2 separate regions of the Mus musculus genome follow, and region 2 is linked to region 1. The links are chromatin contacts, found by Hi-C in ENCODE. All regions are on one chromosome and are shown on one strand. The core of a region is the stretch at or near the end of the contact, and the rest is flanking DNA. Distances in the headings are between cores, read along the strand shown. Region 1 holds the start of Cntnap5a (contactin associated protein-like 5A). Region 2 overlaps Cntnap5a (contactin associated protein-like 5A).

The links. Hi-C counts contacts between places; a loop is a spot of excess contacts on that map.
Region 2: a loop to region 1 is called in a map of left cerebral cortex, with 2.6 times the contacts of the local background. The contact joins the enhancer-like site here to the promoter of Cntnap5a in region 1. A Hi-C loop is called at or near these places in 1 of 37 maps with a recorded cell type or tissue (left cerebral cortex).

The regions. Positions count from the first base shown.
Region 1 is chr1:115,681,743-115,686,585 of GRCm38, forward strand. Cntnap5a (contactin associated protein-like 5A) reads left to right here and starts at 2,995. Exons shown (of 24, transcript NM_001371013.1): 1 at 2,995-3,476. The coding sequence starts at 3,395. LOC108167704 (a long non-coding RNA gene) reads right to left here and starts at 3,204. Exons shown (of 5, transcript XR_001779333.2): 1 at 2,833-3,204; 2 at 1,656-1,835.
Region 2 is chr1:115,941,793-115,946,747 of GRCm38, forward strand. The region is part of intron 3 of Cntnap5a (contactin associated protein-like 5A); the gene reads left to right. Among named protein-coding and RNA genes, the nearest start is that of Cntnap5a, 260 kb to the left of the region's middle. Within about 2 kb of position 3,690, at least 1 of the 3 ENCODE cell types and tissues checked has a DNase peak (open chromatin) inside an H3K27ac peak, as active enhancers do; it is left cerebral cortex, where a contact is called at or near this core.

The DNA.
Region 1 (4,843 bases), core at 1,745-4,244:
TCTTCAAAAAAGCCAGAGTGCTTTCTTCTAGGAAATCTCATACACTTTTAGCAAAGGAAGAAACATGAATTTATGCCATCTTATTACATAAGCGTGGAGAGATGCAGTACACCAAAGGAAAACATTCCTAAGAATGCAGAATTTTCACTACTAAATGTAAGAAAATTACCAGGATGTTAAAAAGTTCTATAGTTTAAATTGGTGGAGAAAATGGAAATAACCAAGGTTTTTAAACAGGACAACTAATGGCATATTCATAAAATGTAACAATATAGGAGTAAAAGGAAACAAGTAGGGATTCATGTATCAAAACAGTAAATTTCAAAATTAAATTAAATAGATTGAAAAAGAGAAAATATATAGTTTGATATCTTTTTGTACATATTAAGGAGATAATAGGTACATAGGTGATAGATAGATAGATAGATAGATAGATAGATAGACAATAGATAGAAAGATAATTTGATAGATTAAAAAAGCCATTTATATAGTGGCTGAATGGGTTCTGAAGTAGACTTCCTGACCTGGAACTCATTTGTTGCTAGGATAACCTTGAACTTCTGGTCCTCTTGCCTCCATATCCATAGTGATTATATTATGGGTATGCAACACTAGGCCCCCAAACAACCCTCAGCTTTGTAGTTCTAGGATTGAACCCAAAGCTTCCTGCACCCAATATTAGCATGTCATCAGCTGTACCCTATTCCCACTTTCACCATTTCTTAATTGATGAAATGTAATCAAATGTAAATCAAAACAACACAATGTAATGCTTAAGGGCATAAATGGTAATAAAATTCATAAAAACTCGTGTATGGGATTAATAAATAAAAATAAATATTTTTTTACAGTAATGAACTGGTACAAATTTTTTAAAGTAAAAACTTCAAATGGTTTTGAATTATGTAATATTTTATTCCTTTAAAAACAACCCAAGTAGAGACTGGACAGAAAGTTCAGTGGTTAAGAGCACTTACTGCTCTGATAAAAGGTAGGAGTTTATTTCCCATACCAGGAAACTCATAACTGTTGGTAACTCCAGCTCCAGGTGATCTGACAACCTTTTATGGCCTTGGTGAGTACAAGTACATACCTGCAGGCATATATACATATATATATTTAAAATTTTAATAATTGTAAGAAATAGAAAAATCTAAATATTGCATATACTTAAACATACAAAGTGAATAAAGGTCATGCACATGTGTGTGTGTGTGTGTGTGTGTGTGTGTGTGTGTATGTATGTATATGTGAGGCCTTTCAAGTGTGATCAAGCTAGCCAGAAGAGGAGCATTCAACCTGCAACTCTCAAAGATCAGGAACTGGGATGGCAGCAGCTCTGTGCCTATCTTTAGAAAGGTTTTAAAGGAAAACTACCTAAAGCAAAGAGACTTAGAGTCCCTTTACCAATTCCTTCCTATAACTTCCTCTGAACAGGAGAGAAAAGGGTGTGCTCCACAGCATTGATATATTGGGTGTCAAAGTTCCTGTATATGGTTAATGCTTCAATAACTTTTGTTGAATTTTCTGTGAACCAAAAATTTGCTGACATAATTGTTTCCAGTTAAAATATACATAGAAGGCTGTTTGCTTACAGCTTATAGGGCTTTCATCATTCTTTCTTTAGTATAATAATGGTCAGTTATTCCAATTACCATTGAACTGTCATTCAGTATTTCAGTGATAGTAGCTGAAGCTCCCAGACGACAAGGTTAAAGGTCAGGATTTGTGCAAAGGCTGCTTGAAACTCATCTCAGTGTCCAGTTGCAATAGAGCCAGAAGCTGAGACCAAAGGCTGTCAGGAATCTGTGGTTTAAAATAAATCCATGTGCTCACTAATGAGAGAGAGAGAGAGAGAGAGAGAGAGAGAGAGAGAGAGAGAGAGAGAGAGAGAGAGAGAGAGAGATATCAACTTTCTCTGATGTAGAGTCTATAGACTCTAACTTGCTTGTAAATTTCACAGAAAAGACATCACTACTGGCTCCTTGTTTTGTTAACATTTGACAGGTTTCTGGCAGCTTCAAGTAAACACAAAATAAGTTGATCTATAGAAAAGCAAGTGAGTTCCAGATGTATGCTAGAAGCTACAGAATCAAGATCTCTAATGGAAAGCCCCGAGGAAGCAATCACAACCTCTTTTCTGTTTTAGATCTAAAGCTTTTAAGAGCCAACCATGGGCTCACACCCACTTGTCTCTACTCATCCTCCAGCTCCTACATTTTAAAATTTGTTTTCAAACATTTCTCTCTTATTCCAAGGTACCACCTTATCTCATTTGGAATCCACAGCACCAATCACCTTGCAGTACTTATGGAATAACTGTGCCAACAGCAATCAAGGAGAGAAATAGATGTAGAAGGTCGGAAAATCTGGGAGCTCTCATATTCCTAAATGGCTCAACCAGGAATCCCAATTAGAAAATCCTGCAGGTCAATCATCCAACCCTGCAAGGGAAATTGAACACACAATTCATGCTTTCTTTGACTCTCCCTTATGAAGTAAAGAAAGAGGCATTAGGCATCAGGTTAGGTCATTACCAAGTTTTCTATGAGAAAAATCCTAGGAGGAACTATGGCTTTTGTCTTTCAACACCTTTAGGCATTCTTTGAAAACCTGATTTAAATGCCTGTAATTGGGTAGGAGGTGAAAGAGAAGGGGTATTTAGGGATGCTGGGATGCTCGGAATGCAAGGATAGAAAAGACGGGGAGAGAGAGGGAGAGAGGGAGAGAGGGAGAGAGAGGGAGAGAGAGAGAGAGAGAGAGAGAGAGAGAGAGAGAGAGAGAGAGAGAGAGAGAGAGAGAGAGAGAGAGAGAGTCTTTTCCTTTGCTTACCAGCAAGTAGGTAAAGCATGCCACAGCAGAGCCTCTGCTAGGGACATCCTAGCGACCAAGGATCCGCCCAGGCCACTTTTATGGACCAGTGTGTGGCTGGCTCAGCCGGGGGCGGTGCTGCGCACAAGGCGCCTATAAGGAGCTGTCCGCTTCCCTGGTGCTGAATCCAGCTCTCATTTCCGAACGAGGTGCTTTCGGCTATTGGTAAAGCAGGTCTCAAAGAGCTGCCCTGGAGCTTGAACCTTACAAAAGAGAATCCGGAAGACGACGAGGCACGCGAGGAAGGCAAGCACAGAAAGGGACAGTTGCAGGAACTATAAACCTCGATCGCAGCTCACAGCTCGCATCTCAGAGGAAGCCCTGCTGCAGTTTTTTTTTTTTGGTAGAGCTTCTGAGGATCAGGATGGAGTGAAGGAGAAGAGGGGCTCAAGGGGGTGGGAGGGGGTCAGGCTGTGCAGAGGAGAGGGAACAGTGCAATAAAGAAAAAGGAAAAGAAAGAAAAGCCAAGGCTCGTGCCTGCGAATTTGGGATTCTATTGGAAGAGATCGCTCACTCGGGGGAAATGGATTCTGTACCAAGACTGAACAGCGTTTTGACTTTGGTGCTCTCAGGCTTGTGGCATTTAGGATTAACAGCGACAAACTGTGAGTACTTGGAGCTGGGGGCGGGAAGGTGAGGTGGGATAGGGTGCTCCTGAGAATAACTATCCACTGTCTGACTCTATATGCTCTGGGTAAAAGAAAAGAGCAGGGTGAAAACCCTAACTAGTGTGGTTCGACTATTGCAAGCACCCCAAAAGTTAGCAGAGCTCTAATGAGCTTGCTCTGCTAGATTGTCTGCCCTATTTTTTAAATCATAAACTTCCCTTAACTTCCTGCTGTATTCATGGTTCTTAATCTCAGCCAGGAATTCACGGGCCAGGAACAAGCCTCTAGGGGCAGAGACACTCAGGAGCCTGAGCAAGGTGATAACAGCGGACTGCAGCTCCCACCGATTTGCAATGTGCCCTTCGGAACACTTCTACCCTAACTTCCATCCTTAGCACCAAGCTCTCTACTGCTGTAGGCATTTTCTAACCAATGAGTACTCATATAAAGGGTTTGGGAGTTTGGGTCTAAGAATTGTAGCCCAAATGTAATTGCCCCAGGAAATCAATGGCTGCTCAATCACAGGAGGGAGTGCTTTAAAAAATGCACACCCCACCCTCAAAATCCTTGTGCCCAGGAAGGAATGAGTATGTATTATGTTATCCACATTTCCACCTTAGCAAGCATAGAACACTGAATTTAATAGGCAGGAATGTTTGACTCCCAGAAATCTGCCACCTGCACTATTTATTTAAAGAATCAAGTTTGTCAAACTTGAATAATTCACTAAAGCTGTGAGAGGTTCAAGCTCAATTGCTCAGCTGCTTCTCTAAGCAGAGGAAGAGAAGTTTTTCCTTCCCTGGGAACTCCTAAATGAGAAAGTATGCAATTAAGCCATCTGTGTTGTTTGCAAGGATGGCTTACTACCGTCCCTCAAGTTTCTGGGTTTTTTCTCTCATCTTCTATTCCTAAAATGAACCTCAGATTAGATCAACTAATATTATACAGATAAGATCAACTTTATTTTACTTTTGTAAGTTGTGGTATCAGTATCAATTTAAAAAATAAAAGGTGAACTGACTTACTACAGAAGACCCCTCTGCCCTATTCCTAAATCCTTACATTATCTTGTCCCAGAACTTGTGTTCTAGAGGAAACACAAGTGGATAGATATTCAAAGTACAGTCAGTGTTTCTGTGATCCAAAGATTAGAAATATCGCAATCCATAGTTGTAATATTTTCTTAAAGTTTATGTTATAAAGGAAGGCCAAAGTGACTATCCTCTACATCAGGTTGAGATAAGCTAGTAAATTATTTTAGAGGATATATTGAGGCAAGTTTAAGTCAGGTAAATTGATTTTTCTCAACTGGCTTTTCCCCCTTCTCTTTGGTTCCCGTTATCTCTTTTCCCCTTCTCCTTGAA
Region 2 (4,955 bases), core at 2,440-4,939, 260 kb after region 1:
CATTAGGTTGGATAGGTCCATTGGAGCCTGGTGGGGTCATTGGTTTGTACAAAAATAAACGCACAAATTTTCTACTCTCTGGATCTATAAGTGGCACATAGTACTACAGTGAAGAGAGGGGCCCCAGGTTTCCCTTCTCCATTCACCTGAGTTTTGGTTGAACCATACTTTTACAGAAGCGGTGCAGACATCCACACCTAATGAGTTCATGTACCATTTTTGTGTCTTTTCCAAAGGATAACGTGCTGCAGCACTCTCCCTGTTGACTGGTTCTTAATTTCTTTTTGATGTGTTCTCAGAATGTTCCCTGCACATTGCAGGGGATGTAGTAAGTGCCCTGTGAGGACCTGCATTGGATGAAGAACTCATCTGTTACCTATTCTTAGCACCTTGTCAGGATCAAGTTTCAGCATTTCTCTATTGTTTACTGAAAGAAGGCAAGATGTATTCAATATTACCTCTCTGGGACATGGATACTCTTATTCCACCCCCCCCCTCAATCTATCTTCAGGTATTGAGATAGGGTTAAGGTTTAAAATAAGGATACATGGTATATATATATATATATATATATATATATATATATATATATATATATATATATAGCTACTCCTGGTCAAAATGTGGTCCCACCTGTCAATGACCCATTTTTGTCTGGGGATTGTCTCCCCTGCCCAAGTTGTGGAACTGTGTGGAATCTTTTCCTGAGAGATAAGCTTCTATGTTACTGGCACTAAGGCTTCAGCCTTTTCTCCTGAAATAGTTTCAGGGAGAATTCCACTTATTTGGGCTCCATCATTTCAGTAGTCTGAAAACCAAAGGAAAGGGCACAGTGATTCTAGAATATTCTCATTCCTGCCAGGACAAAAATATCATGTCACTTTCTAGCTCATCAATGCTTTTCATCTTCTGCTTCTATTAAAGTCTGAGTGAATGGCAGAGCCTTTCTGCACATTATGATGATAGAGGTGCTGACTCTCTTGTTCACTTCATTAATGGGGTCATCATCACGTGTTATGCTCACTTGGTTAAATTGCCACTTGAAAATCATCCCTCCATCCTGAATCAATTGACAACATTCTCTGAAACTAAGAAAGTGTCACTGAACAAAACTCTCAACACTATACATCTAGAAAGCATTGTAAGAAAAAGAATGTACCTACAGGGGGTTACATGTCTGAGAAATTTGATGACTGAAAATTTGGGAAGAGAGAAAGGCAAAGTTTTGTGGTGTAGCCTACATAGCTAGCTCATTGTAAAGGAAGCATTACAGAATACTGGCATCTGCACAAGGTGTGTGTGGCCACTGTGGCTTATCTAAGTGGTAGAGAGGTGGTCGGGAGCCTGGGACTTGTCTTCTGCTCCAATAGCCCTATCTGGATTACACAGAAATAAAGGGCATTCACATTTACATTTGTAGCATGAGAATTACAGACAATATTGTTTTCTTTCTATGAGGTTTCAGGTCAGTGCCACAATGAGACAAACAACCAAACAAACAATCAAACAAAGTATGTGCCTGTGTGTCCAGCTTTCTTGTCCCTCCCACCACACATTTGACTTCCCACTCTTGGCCTCAATCAGGCTCCAAACACTCCTAGCTGTTACTAGGAACAAGCTAGTTAATCTCTCCTGTAAGAATCAGGGTTTCCTAAAGGAACAGGACTGAGAGAATTGACAACAGCTACCAGATGGATTCCTTGTTGCCATAAGCTAATGAACAAAAGACTTGAAGGCAGAATAGCAAAGTATAGTCAAACAAAGTTAACTGGCAATTCAATATAGCATTGGTAGAGCTGGGGAGCCTACCAACTTTGATAGGTGTTTTGTTTTGTTTTGTTTTGTTTTTTTTAAATTTGGATATAAGATGACCTACCTCATGACTCTCCACTTCCTATCTTTGTTGATCTTAGTGTCTCTGTACCACTTCTACAGCACAGATTATGTCTCTGTGTCTGTAGACAGTCATGGATTAACTGACCTTTTGATTGGCTGGAGTAAGAATGGGGTTCTCACCTTCCTCTATTCTTTGTGATATATCAGTCACAGAGACAGCCACAGAATGTGAAGAGAAATACTCCATGCTTCAGAGATATGGACATTAAAGGCTATTAGCCAAAAAAGCTACAAAGAAATGGTAAATCACTGACTATTGCTGGGGCACAAAACCTTAAACTGAGATTATTATATCCAATCTGGGGGGGGGGGGCATAGCCACCAAAGGAACAGGTGTTGCAAGAAGGCTTATTAGATTGGTTTCAATTTTAGCAGTTGGGTAGTCCAAGAAAAACTGTTCCACAGTGGAAAGACTAAGAACCAGCTAAGTGCTTAGTCCCCAGGGCTAGATATCTCAGAAGTCGCCTGACATCTGGTGTTGAAAGCCTGGGACTCTGGGAGAAGTTAAATTTCACCTTCTATTGAAGAAAAAAAGAGTTATGCAACCCTTATAATGATTTATATATGGCACTGTGATGCATAAAATCTCATTTTCTTTAGTGCATTTGTCAAGAGCTTTCTAGGCATATACCTCCTGTAAGACAAGTTGTTGTCCTTTCGACACCTTAGCAGAAGAGGAGAATTCTCACTGAAACTTTCTCTTGACAGATGTTGGCCCTGTCATCTTTGACTGATGTTCTGTTCTTCTTCCTTCAACTCCTGCACTGTGAAGTTTATATCCTCTTTTACCCTATTGCATATTAATGTCTGAGTCTTCATGGCCAGATGAAATCAATCCATAAAACTCAGACTCACCAGTCAATTAGGATGCATTTGGCGAGCTTGGCTTTTTCTTTATTTTGATCTCCCACATAGGCTGAAGAGTTTGCATCTTGTTCTGTTTTATAAGAAAACACCTCCCCTTCATAGACTAGAAACTGCATGCACTTTTGCTGGCTTACGCATTGTATGGATGTATTAAACAGAGCATATAGATTCAAGGTTTTATTTTTTTGTTGTTGTTGTTGTTTTTTTTAACATGCTGTGAAAGCTTTAAAATTATTTATTGTCCTCATTATCATTAGGAACTGTGCATTATCTGATCTCTCTCCCTTTCTCTCTCTCTTCAGTGTTTTATGATAAAACTCTATTTTAAGATTCATAATTTTAAAGCATCATCTGCTTCTGCATGGAAAATGCATGCAGCATGGGGAAGAGTGGGGGTTGACTAATGCCTACTTGCCATCTGTATTAGTTAAGGCTCTCCAGAGCATCAGCACAAGAAGAGTGATTACCTAAGACACAGAGAGTTCATTGGATTGCTATACCTCATACCAGCTGTGTAGTTTAACAATGGCCATCTGCAGGATGGAAAAGTTGAAAACCAAGTATCTGTTCAGTCTGCAAGACTGGATGCAAGCCAGTGGTCCCTACTGGAAAGCTGCAGAAGATAGACTCTTATGTTAGTGGAGCAGGGCAGTAGGCTCAGCAGCCTAACGTAGATGTGCTTCGATGTAAGCAATGAAACCACAGAGGTAGAAGTTGTAGCTCTTTCCTGGGCCTCTTACATTTTGGTTTCCATAACGTTGCTGCATACTGTGGAAAAAGGTATTGCCTCCTCAGATGGTCCTTCCAGGAAGTACCTTCATGGATCACCCAGAGGCATGTATCTTAGCTGATAGCTTAGATGAGCTACCATATTATCCCAGAAATACTTTTGGATAGGGCCAAAACTGAGTCTTCAACAAAGTGGTTACTCCACAAAGCTTTGGGACTGACTAGAATTTATTGTATGGACATGTTAATGGCCAAAACACTGAAATTCTCACACTTGGGGCCATGGTCATTAATACTCACTCTAAAGGTAAATGTCCTTGTAGACAGGAAACCCAGTAAAGAATCTCCTGTGACCAACAACCCCATGAGTGGTGGCAGAATTATTAAAGCTGCCAGGGTTCTGTGGGATATAACCCTTCTGCTCGTATGCCATTTAATTTTGAGGTATAAATGTCCACATTGCAAAAGATGATCAGTTATGTCACTCTTTAGGGGCTCAGCTTCTATTTCTGTTCTCATTTATCATTTTGAATTAAATTAGGGAATGAATTATGTTATAATAATAAATAAATAAAAGTTATAGCTTTTTTCTAGGGCAAAGATTTGCATTGTTTATACAGCATGAGTATCCAGGGAGGAATATATATTTTTCTAATATGCAGCTGTGGATAAATATAAAATGTCCCGTATATAAGATTATGTTCACAGCTTGGGAGAATTTTCAGGAAAATGTTCCCGGCAAGCAACCTATTTTTGAGAAGCAAAAGTAGAAAGCCTATGTGAAGTGGGAAAAATAATATAACCCTGTTTTTTCACACTTTAAAATATGCAGCTTGAATAGATGACTCACACTTGAAGCGAGAGCTCTCTCTTGAGGGTTATGGGCTAGTCTGAGTGGAGGGAAAGGTATGCAGCATGGATGAGAAGTTGCCATCTCTGTGAAGATCAGGCTAATCAGCTCATCACAGCAGGGTTCTGGCAATGTGAAACACATTTAGCAGTGTAAAGTCCTAAGCACTCATGCAGGACTTGGGACGTAACTACCACACAGACCTAAGTTCTCTGTCTTTACACCATTATATACTGGCAAAGACAGGGACATGATGGGGCTTTGTAGTCATCCATACTGGTTTTGCTTTGAAACAGTCAAGAAAATGACTCTTATTTCGAAGAACATAAAGCTACATGCATAGGCTCAGGAGGTAAAAGTGTATGTGACACAGCCATGTGTTCAAATCACAGCACTTATAAAATTTTGATATGGCCACACACAGAGCTTTAATGAGTAGAGACAAGAAGATGTCTGGTTCTTGCTTAGTGGCATACTAGTCCCAAGTTTAATGAGGGATTCTGTCTTAATGAAATAAGATGTAGAATAATAGAGAAGGACATTTGACATCATCCTCTTGCCTCCACACACACATCTGCAGTAGGGACACCCACACATACTTTACTACACATAA